Regions from separate parts of the Mus musculus genome. Here region 1 is linked to region 2. A link is a loop called in an ENCODE intact Hi-C map of the cell type or tissue named here. Cell type or tissue: heart. All regions are shown on one strand. Each heading gives the region's core, and the rest is flanking DNA. Links, peaks and the distances in the headings are about the cores only.

Region 1 (5,377 bases), core at 166-5,165, 90 kb after region 2:
TTAATGAGAAGGATGCAGTACAGATGCATAGTGACACCCTGAAAGCAAAAACGGTGCCTGAGAAAGTCCCCCGCAGATGTGCTACCGTTGCTGCAAATAAAATAAAGATGATGTGTAATCTAAAAGAAGTGGTCTCAGGACCAGAGAATGTCGGCATTAGGACGATCAGCAGAAAACTGCCCTATCGACAAGCCTCTGCTGCAGCTAAGAAAAAGTTACTGAGTGTTTATAAAGAGGATGATGCACCCATACATTCAGAGAACGAAAAGGAGCTATATCTTAGGCGGTTCAGATCCCGGAAGGAAAAAGCCCAGCCTACTCCGAGGTAGAAAGGTTACCGGGAATTGTCAGCAGCTCCAATGCCTGCCCTGAAGTCCGCTCCCAACCATAAGCCGTCCCAGCACCTTTTGAACAATTTTGTGAAAGCCATTACTCTGGGTCAAAGTGGGATGATGGCTTCCAGTTAGCTCTACACAGCACAGCATAGGGTGTTCCAAGGAGGTAGGAGATGTGGATTGTGTTGTCAGGTGAGAAAGCAGAAGGACCCACTGAATGTAAAGCAAAGGCTTGACGCAGCTTGGTCCTCTAGAGAAATAAAAGCATGTGGGATATATGGGGAAACAATGCTAATTTCAATGGTTTGCCCTCACAGACTGAAAACTAGGCCATTTCCAAAGGAGGGAGCAGTAAGCCCATGTGACTGCTGAATTTTAACTGGGTCTGATTTATGTAGTGCACATCCCTGGGAACTGAGAGAGTAAATCCTGGGGTGTTACTGACTTCTGAAGAGGAGTGTGGGAAAGACTGTCATTAATGTCTTATTTATAACATTGGAATTCATACTGAATGATAGCTACCTGGTATGAGTAATTCAGGGAATGTATCTTTCTAAGAAAGTTCTCAATGTGACTATTACACTTTATTTCTTCTATGTAGCAGCAAAGATGTAAAGGCCAGACTTGTGGTCAGAAATTAGAACAAGATGCACTCATCGCTTAAGGTGATGCAGTTGGATCCTATTTCTTACGTTTCTCTGCTGTTCCTTAGAAGTTAGAATGTGACACTGCAGGTTCATTTCAGGCTCACTAACAAGCCAAGTGTCGGGGAGTCTGGCCTCTGGTCGTTGTGCTACAAATGTTTTGCCTACAGAGGATGTGGACTTTAGTTCGTTGTTCATGGCTATTTGTTGACATTAAGGTCACCAGATGTGACCTGTGAATGTACTGTCAAGTCTTTTTATCATGTTACTGGAGAAACTTGTCTTCAACAGTTTGTTTTTCCAATTAAAAATAGCTGTGACTATTAGGCATAACTTGCATGTATAAATCAAAAAAACAATGGAACCTAGGGGTGTGTATTTTTCATTAACAGTAATGCACATTTTTTTCAGTTATATGTATGGCCAAAGTGTCCAGATTACTTGAGAAACTTGTTTGTGGTTGCATGCCTGCTTAAAACAAAAACACAACTCAGAATTCTAACATAGTGTGTGTCTTTTTGTAACTCACTCTGAAATCTTCAGCATCTTGCTACAAGCACAGGAAGAGTTCCCTTCCTCCTCTTTGGTGCATGGGTTTGGTTTATTTATTTATTTATTTTGAGCTTTAATGAAAAATTTAAATGTCCAATCCCAAATGTCATAGAATTACTTATTGAGCAATTATATCCTCAAGAAATGCCATGAAATGAAAATATATCAGTCTAATGAAGACCTGTGAATTTTGGCAGTGTGAATTGAAGATCTGAAGTTACATCTTGCTGTCTGATCCTGTCCAGCCTTTTATAATGGAATCCCTTTCTGGCCTTTAATTGGAACATATTTTTATTTACCCTTTAAAGTGTTTGGTCTCTTTATTGTGACTGAATGGAGTAACACTGTAGTAAAATCCCTCCTGCAAATGTGTGCCGACAAGCCACCACTTCCCTATGATTTACCAACACGCTTCAGATTTCTGTTGGTGCTTTTTTCATGTGTGAGTGAGAAATCAAATCGAGTATCTTTATCAGCAAAGTATCCGCTTAAGAAACCAGCAAAGAGACAGCCAGGGACATCTGCTCTTCAGCTCGCTTCTACTAACCCTGGAATCTGAGTCTTAAAGACACCACACTGAGAATCTTGTGTGTGTGCTATAGTTACACACAAAGTGTTCTAGTTGGTATACATCTGCTTTTTATTTATTTCTTTGGTTTTTCTAGACAGGGTTTCTCTGTGTAGCCAAAGGATGTCCTGGAGCTCCCTCTGTAGACCATGATGGCCTTGAACTCAGAAATCCATCTGCCTCTGCCTCCCGGGTGCTGGGATTAAAGGTGTGTGTCACCACTGCCCGGCATTCATCTGCTTTTTATTAACCAGTGAGTATGTATGTTAAGATTGATATGCTTTTTCCTCCCAGTAGACTTGAAGCATCGTTTTTCTACATTGTGAGAGATTTTTAAACAACTTTCCAAGAGTTTTGATTTTTAAAGGACCCTCTGATCCCCAAACATTTTACCCTGGGCAATGCAGTCTCCATTTCCTCACAAGCAAATCTAGAATGTGTTTTTATTTCCCACTGAGGTGCCAGTTACCCTTTTTCTCGTGGGAGCAGCATTCGGTGGAGCTCTTTGTCTTCCAGCACACAAACCAGAAACACACATTCTTCCTGTCATTAAAGTAGAAAACACGGTCTATGAGTTACATATGGCCAGGTTTTAAAAAGCCTAGCCTTGCAGCCTCACTCATGTTCTCTGAATCCGCTTGCAGTCATCAACCCTGGAGCTGTCTGTGCTTCACCCGCAGCTCTGGGTTTCCTCCACGGGTGGGTCCTTGCAGGAGGGTCGCCGGGTGTGGAGCGGGCGCTGCGTGCCCCGGTTAACAGGATGACGGAAGCGCGCCGCGGGACATTTCTCGCGGCGGACCGGAAGCTCTTAGGTTCTCCCCCCTCCCCCCACGGAAGGCGTATCCTCGCTCGGAGGCGGGGTGGGGGCGTGGCTTGGAGGGGGCGTGACTGCGGGCCGGCGCGCATGCGCTGTCTGGCCGCGCGGAGCTGAGGGACCATGGCTGCCACGTTCTTTGGCGAGGTGGTGAAGGCGCCGTGCAGAGCTGGGACTGAGGAGGAAGAAGAGGAGGAGGAGCAGAGCAGGCGGGACACGCCGGAGGACCGGGAGGTCCGGCGGCAGCTGGCGCGGAAGAGGTCAGGCTCCCGGAAGGCTGCGAGCGTCAGGCGGTGTCGGCCTGCAGGGTGCCCTGCGTTCACGCTGGGACGTCGGCAGCCCAGCGATGCTCGCCCTCCACCGTGCACTTTAGGTCACGCCGCATGTCGGCCGTATTTCTTTCAAAACTACTTTCAGACACAGAAGTCAGGTCACGCCAGCCCCTTCCTTGGTCAAGGTTTTACCACATTCATTTCCTCTCCCACCACCCCTACGAGTTTCCGATTAGGACTCCCCACACGTCTTCCTAAGCATGCTGTCTCAATTATTTGTACTCTAGAGCAAACCCACACATAAAATATGCACATAATTAAACTTTGTTGATTCTCCTATTTTTTCAGTACCTCCATTCTGAGCTTTTAGGCGGGTTCTCGGATCAGAACTTGGGTCGTCATGTTTGTGTTGGCAACTTAGCACCTTCCCTACCCCACGTTTGCTAATAACACGTTTTCAGTATCATACCAGTCCACAGTCAAATTCACCTAGATTTTTAAAATACACTTCCCGGTGATTGTGTCAACGACAGACACTTTTGGCAGTTCGTTTCATTTGACAGCTCCCTCTCACTTCTCACACTCTTCCCGAGAGCCCTGATTTGTCTGATGGTCAGTCTTAGCTTACTTTTGCCACAGCTAAATGCTTGAACGTTTGTTTGAAGTCTTGGTCACATTCAGCATTTTGCGGGCTGGAGTGTTGGAGATGCTTTTAGTGTCTTTTTACATTGTGTCTGGCTTGTGGGTGCTGGCATTGTGTGTGTCAGGCTAGTATGAAGTTTGTTAGTAGTTTTACTCATAAAAAGAAAGTGTTTTATCCATTTGCAAGGGCACCAAGGACACTGATTATTTTATCTAACACCATCTATCCATCCAACTATCCACTCATCTCTGTCTTCTATCACCTACCTATTTATCCATCCATGTATATGTAAATATAGCACCTTTCTACTACCCATATAAATATCTATAAGTAACATGTCTACCATCGATCTCATCTGTCTTCCATCTATTTATACATCCAGCTCTATATAGCACCTATCACTTAATCTCTTAATCTGACTGTCATTCTGCCCATCACCATCTCTTACAGTGAACTGGTGGTCACAGTCATATTTGTTCACTTTTGTCTCTTGCTGTTAGGGAGGTTCGGCTTCTCCGAAGACAGACAGAAACATCTCTGGAGGCTGTGCTCCTAGAGACACACCCTTGCTCCAAGTTTATAATTGCAGTAGGAAGCAACGCAACAGGTAAGTGCCAGTGTCAGGAGTATATGTCCCGTTGGAAGAATGGACTCGAAGGTCCTTCTGCATGTATCTTACGTATTTTAAAAAGTTCACAACAGGTCCTGGGCATGTGGCTCAGGTGATAGAGTGCTTGCCTGTCAATCACAAGACCTTGGGTTTGAATCCCAGTACCATGTGAACTGGGCACAATGAAATCCGAGCACTCAGCAGGTGGGAAGTGGCAGAAGAGAGCATGAAGAAGTTCCAAGGCCAAGATGGGCTCCGTGAAGCCTGTCTTCAAAAGCCACAGTCGTTTTACTTCATGTAGGATAGATTGCCTGTTCTTTCCATCTTTGTAATGAGATTTAAAGGAAATATGCTTAGCTTCAGAATTACAGTTCAAGGCCCTGTTTTCCAGTTTGTTATGGTGTCCACAGGTCTAGCAGTAATTGCTTACATCTGGAACACTTCAGTTCTAAGGTCTTTGAATGCACTTATTGACCTGGTAGGTTCAAAGTAGAGTAATGTGAGTTTACTTGGATCAGTGTTGTATGTCAGTACACATGGAGATCTTTATAATTTCACTGGGTTTGCAGTCTCTGAGGAGATCATTTGAGAACTCTAGTTAGGAGCTCTTGCCCTGTAAGTGAGCCGTAGTACTTAGAGACTGTGTAAGTAGGCAGTAGACTCGCCCATTATATAAAGGTCTGCTTGCCTAATTGTTTTTAGAAGAATCTTACATTGTGAGACTGGTGCAGAGTCTGTGGACAAGTCCACTCCCTGTGTGTAGTTCTTTGTGGAGAGTGGAGACTTTTCACTCCTCAGCCTCAAATTTTGTTGGCTCCAAAGTGGTCCAATTAGAAGGTCTTTAATGTTTTAAAAAGAAATTTATGCCAGGTGTGGTGGTGCACTCCTTCAATCCCAGCACATGGGAGGAAGGACAGGTGGACTTCATGAGTTCAAGGC
Region 2 (5,377 bases), core at 296-5,295:
ACTATAGTTCACCTTTCCCTTAAAGGACGCCAAACTGTTTCCATGGGAACGGTGGAGTTTACTGTTCCATTTTATCTTACCACTTGGTGTTTGCTGAGTTAGGATTACTCTGAATAGGTGGGCCATCTACATATTCATATGTACTTTCCATGTAATTAATGAAAGTCAACTCAGAGGCTGGAAATGCGTATTAGTTCATAAAATCCTTGAGCTCTGGAAGGAGCCGCACTGTTGGCTACAATTTACAGATAAGGCCAATTGAGACAGAGGTTAAGTGATTTGCCTAGGATCATACACCTGATAGTTGGAGCCAGTCTAAGGTTCACTGCCCGGGCACGACTGGGACACCTCGTTCTGCCTCCGCACGCAGGCACTAGAATGACTAGCTGGTACAACGCCTTGGTCACAAGACAGGACTCCTACAAATGACCTTGCTCGGTCAGCCCTTCGCAGGGGCGCAGGGGTTAAGAAAAGAATGCGGAGCCACCCTAGCACTATGTCCTAAGCCTAAGGAAAAGAAACAGCCGAACCACCCTAGACTCTTTATAGACACAAACAATTCCCTTGCCGCACCCTAGCCCGCGACAGGAGCTCGCTTTCCCGTTGGAAGACGACTGTCTTTTGGTGTTTGGGAATAAAGAGCCGAGGTCGTTTGAGGTCAGGCCTCTTTTTCTGACTCTCTGCTGCCCGATAAATCTAACAATGGCCATGTTTAGTTCTGTTCTGCACTCTACGTCAGAGCTTGTCAGCGCACACTGGACGTGGTGAAACAGATCCGGTTGGGTCAGGAGCCTAGAGCGGTAATTAGGGGGATTTTTCTGTAACTCTTCCACCCCTCCAACAAAACGACTGACACTTGTGGCCGCAGCCCGTTTCCCACGGGCCCTCTGAGTTCCCGTCAAGTCATCGCGGACTCCCAGATTCCGTCACCCGTACCGGGCATCTTTAACCCATCGCGGGGCGCGGGACGCGGGGCGGCGGGAGGTCGGGAGGGCAGCGGGTAAGGTGGTGTCGCAGCCTCCGCTCTGGGTTCAGCCACCCTCCTGCAGAGCTCCTCCCCAGCCTCAGGGTCTTCAGGCCCAGCCCAGGTGACCGTCCTCCCAGGCTCCGCCCTGCCCTGCCCCGCCCCGCCCCCTCCACTCCAGCTCGCCGTACCGCCTCCGCCGCCGCACAAAGGCCGGCGGCCGCCTCACCGCGCGCAGGAATCCGGCCACGCGCGCCCCAGCCCCCCCACCCCCCGCCCCGCGGACGCAGCCCCGGCTGGCTCGCCGCCCCCTTTTGCGCTTCACGCCCCCGACGCACAGGACGCCGAGGCGAGGCCCGCCTCCCAGCCAAGGAGCCACATCCGCGTCGTGCCACGCCGCCGGCTCCCCGCGGGGGGACTACTTCGCTCCCCGCCCCTCGGTCCCGCGCGACTTCCTGCCGCGGACGCGTCGGTGCGCGGCGCGCACGGCATGGCGGCGGCGGCGCGCGCCTGAGGAGCTGGGGGTACGCCGGCCCGGTCAGGCCTCGGCGCGGCCTACGCGCTCCACTTGTTCGCTGGTCCGCTCGCTCCCGCCCGGCGCCCCGCCATGGCGGAGCCTTCGCCGGCCCGACGTCCGGTGCCTCTCATCGAGTCGGGTAAGACACGGCCGCGCGTCCCCTGCCCGGTGTCGCGCAGCCGCCGCTGACCGTCCCTGTCTTCTCCCCGCAGAGCTGTACTTTCTCATCGCCCGCTACCTCTCAGCTGGCCCGTGTCGCCGAGCGGCGCAGGTGAGTGCCGGCTGGGCGAGCGGGCGGGCGGGCGAGCGAGCGAACCGGGGGCGAACGAACCGGGGGTGAGCGGGGCAGCTGACGGGGTCTGACCGCGCGTCTTCTCTGCCGCAGGTGCTGGTGCAGGAGCTGGAGCAGTACCAGGTCGGTCCGCCGCCCCCGCGTCCCCGTCCCCGCCCCCGCGTCCCGGTCCCGCCCGGCCTCCCGGCCGCGGTGGTCACCCGGACGCCTTTCGTGTCTCATTCCAGCTGTTGCCGAAGAGGTTGGACTGGGAGGGCAACGAGCACAACAGGAGCTACGAGGAATTGGTGAGCAGCTCCCGCGTCCTCCGCGCGCCCGCGCCCCCCAGCCGGGTCTCTGCTCCCCTGCGGGCGCCGCGGGGCCGCGCCCGGGGGTGGTCTCTGGTGGTCCGGCGTCCCGGGGCGACGGGCCCGACCCCCGAGGGCTCGCGGTGGCGGGGTGGGGGGCGGGATTTGGCAGAAAATGGTTTTGGGGGCGGTGCCGGGCGCAGGCGGGGGCGCCCCTGGCTCGCGGCCGGGCTGGGGCTCCAGGTGCGGCCGCCAGCCACTGAGAGGGGCGCTCTCATCTCTCTCCCTTCCCGATTTGTAACTCGAGCTCTCATTGGTCTCTCCTTTCTCTGCCCCGCCCAGACTTTCAGACCTCTTGTTCCCCAGGAATAGAGAGAGAGTCCTTAGTCTCCCAAGGTGGAGAAATGGCCCCTTCCTGTACTGTACTCCCTTCCTCTGTAGGATCGCACAGAGTTCTCCGTGGTGAATATGTCAGTGCGGCACCCCTGCTTCCCCGACCCGTGCACTGTGTGTTGACTGCCTTTAGAAAGTTGGCTCACACTTGATCTTGCTGTATGTAGCGGTTCAGGCTTTAAGTTGACATCCGTCAGTCGGTGTATTTATTTTTTGAGACAGGGTGTCATTACGTACCACTGTCTTGCCTTGAACTCGGGTAGGCCAGGCTGGCCTTGAATTCATTTCCTGCTTCTGAGAGCTCGGACTAAGCTCTCAGAAGCAGTTGTGTGTGCCTGTCTTAACATTTCCGAGGAGTGGTAACTTGCGGATTACATTTATTTTCCTTTGCCTTATTTTCCCTACTTGCTTAGAGGTTCTTGTGTATAGTTGAGTTTTATCCAGGTAACAGAGGCTTTGGGTGTTTATCGTTAACGAAGCACAAATGTTGCAGGAGAATATCTTCGACAATTTTAAGATAAAAGACTCACACTGAGCATATTGGTTACAGAAGGTTGAGATGAGTGTGTGCTGTTGATGTTTGGCTGCACAGCCCCGTTTGGCTTGGACTTGCAGTCCTGCTTCACTCATCCTCTGCTGGGTCGGGATTACAGGAGAGCTCACTGACTTCACCATGTGTCCAAGACCAGTAGTGAACAAAAAGTCAGCCAGGGCGTCAGTCATGCATGTGGGCAGTTCATTCTCTATACCTTGTTTTCCAGGGCTAAGGAGTTAACTGGATAACTAGAGGGCTCAGCAGAACAGGGCAGGAGTGCTAAAGCAGCGGTTCTCAACCCACGGGACCCACCCTTTGGGGGGGTTGCATGTCAGATATCGACATTGCAGTTCATAACAGTAGTAAAATTACAGTTAAGTAGCAACGAGAATAACTATGGTTGGGGGTCACCCCAACATGAACTGTGCAGGGCTGCAGGGCCGCGGCGTTAGGAAGGCTGAGGACCACTGGTCTAGAGCCTCTACCATTGTCCTTTCCACAGCCAGGTGTTGGCCGTGACAGGTGCAGTTGCTGAGTAAAACGGGGTTGCTGGTTTGTTGTTTAATTTGACTTTTGAGAGTTATTTTTAAGAAGCAAATGTTCAGGTGGGTAAGATGACTTATCTATAAAACTACTTTCTGTTACCCCTAACGATGTGAGTTTACTCCTGGGGACCCCGAGTGGAGGAGGGAGAGATCCTACTTCCACAAGTGGGCCTCTGCATTCCACCCTCAAGCCATGGCACACATGTACAGGCATGCAATGCCCTTTTCTTTTGTCTTTTTTGTTTTTTTGTTTGTTTGTTTGTTTTGACAGGGTTTCCTCTGAGTAGTTTGTTTTTTCCCTCCCCCTGACACCACCTACCTCTTTTTTTTTTTTTTTTTCAGTGTTTCTCTTTGTAGCCCTGTCTGTTCTAGAACTTGCTTTATAGACCAGGCTGGCCTCAGATTCAACATAGATCCACCTGCCTCTGCCTCCCAAGTGCTGGGATTAAAGGCGTGTGCCACTATGCCCAGCCAAGTCTGTTTTCTTCTGTATGAAATTTTAAAAGGTTTGTAGGATGGGTAGGTGCTGGAATGTGAATCCAATCTGTCTCCTAGTGCTGTACCCACAGGCAGGGTTTAACCACACACGTTTTCTACGGGACAGGGACCTGATTCTGATTTACAACCCCAGGAGAGCTCAGCTTCTTTATAGCCACACCCCCTTCCTATCTACCTCCTGGGTCTAAGGAACGTCTAACAGTTTCACTTGTGTTAATGCAGAGCACAGCCTTTGAGTGAAGAAAGCCAAGCTGTTGGGACACTGCTGCCCTACTGGGGGGGGGGGCGGGGGACGGGGGGACGTTAGAGGCACAGAGATAGATAGGGCCCTGGTGCTGAAAGGTCTGAGGGAACTGTCTTCTGTCATGCTGCTTGTCACCTGGCTGGTCACTGCTAGGGTATCGTCTCCTCCTCACCCTTTCCTTTCCCGTGGTGGGTGAGGACAGGGTGCAGGCCTGGGTTGTGGAGGTGGACCTCACTGAGCAGTCTGCTGGCCCTGGATTGGTATAGTTTTGGTGAGGATGTACGTGTAGCTTCTAGACTTCAGATGCTCTCACTTTCTTTAGTATTTAGATGAGTTTTATTTGAAGCCTACACAAAGTGGGAGTTGTTCCCCACATACTCACAGATTGCAGTTTACCATTTGCTGTGTTTCTGTTTTCGTCTGAGGCATTGTATTCTAATTCCCATCAGCGAAATCTTCCCACAAGTGAATGGCCTGCCGACCCAGGCACCAGTTACCTGTTACCCAGTGGTTAGTCAGAAAGTTGTGTTGGTTCTCACCCATTGTGTCTCCTGTGAGCCAGTGTCCTCTGACCCCACTGAGATCCGTTTTAGGCACCCTCCATATAGTATTTCTTGTAACTGCTGGAGCTGTGTGTGTGGTAGTCCTGGAACGTCCTGGCAGGCATGTGGTGGTCAGAGGACAGTTTAGAGCTGACTCTTCTTCCAGGGTGGGTCCTGGTGCTTTGACTTGTTGAGCCATCTCTCCCCTCCCTGTAATTTATATTGTGTAAGTTACATTTGGTGTGTGTGTGTGGGGAAGGTATTTGAGTGGGTGAGGGCAGTTTAAGGGGTGGTGTTCCACCATTGGGTCTCAGGGATTGAATTTGGGGTGTTAATGGCTTCACGGTTGTCATCTTTACTCACTGAGCCCTCTTGCCAGTCCTACCTGGAGTATTTTGAAGAAGATTCTACACATTTATGTATATCTTAAGTTCTTACTGTTGTTTATGTTGAGAAATTTCACCTAGCTCAGGCTAGCCTTGAATTCCTACTTCTGCCCTGATAAGATGAGGTTACAGGGTACGCCACCATGCCGCGATAAAAAGACCATTTCTTTTCAA

The links. A loop is a pair of places that touch in the nucleus more often than their neighbours do. Peaks named below come from ENCODE experiments on the same cell type or tissue, not always from the same donor. Only the 100,000 strongest peaks of a DNase experiment are listed, where the experiment ranks them.
Region 1: a loop joins it to region 2, with 5 times the contacts of the local background. A loop is called at or near these places in 1 of 42 quality-filtered maps.

The regions. Positions count from the first base shown.
Region 1 is chr16:95,988,550-95,993,926 of GRCm38, reverse strand. It overlaps Psmg1 (proteasome (prosome, macropain) assembly chaperone 1), which reads left to right and starts at 2,967. Exons shown (of 7, transcript NM_019537.3): 1 at 2,967-3,173; 2 at 4,329-4,435. The coding sequence starts at 3,037. It overlaps Brwd1 (bromodomain and WD repeat domain containing 1), which reads left to right. Exons shown (of 42, transcript NM_145125.3): 42 at 1-1,835. The coding sequence ends at 329. In heart, for the core only: CTCF peaks have their summits at 2,232 and 3,211; a DNase peak (open chromatin) is centred at 2,976; H3K4me3 peaks cover 2,037 bases; H3K27ac peaks cover 1,858 bases.
Region 2 is chr16:96,078,497-96,083,873 of GRCm38, reverse strand. Brwd1 (bromodomain and WD repeat domain containing 1) reads left to right here and starts at 1,446. Exons shown (of 42, transcript NM_145125.3): 1 at 1,446-1,620; 2 at 1,694-1,752; 3 at 1,867-1,896; 4 at 2,001-2,060. The coding sequence starts at 1,572. In heart, for the core only: no CTCF peak of the experiment used is centred there; DNase peaks (open chromatin) are centred at 463, 1,033, 1,433 and 2,333; H3K4me3 peaks cover 2,939 bases; H3K27ac peaks cover 2,576 bases.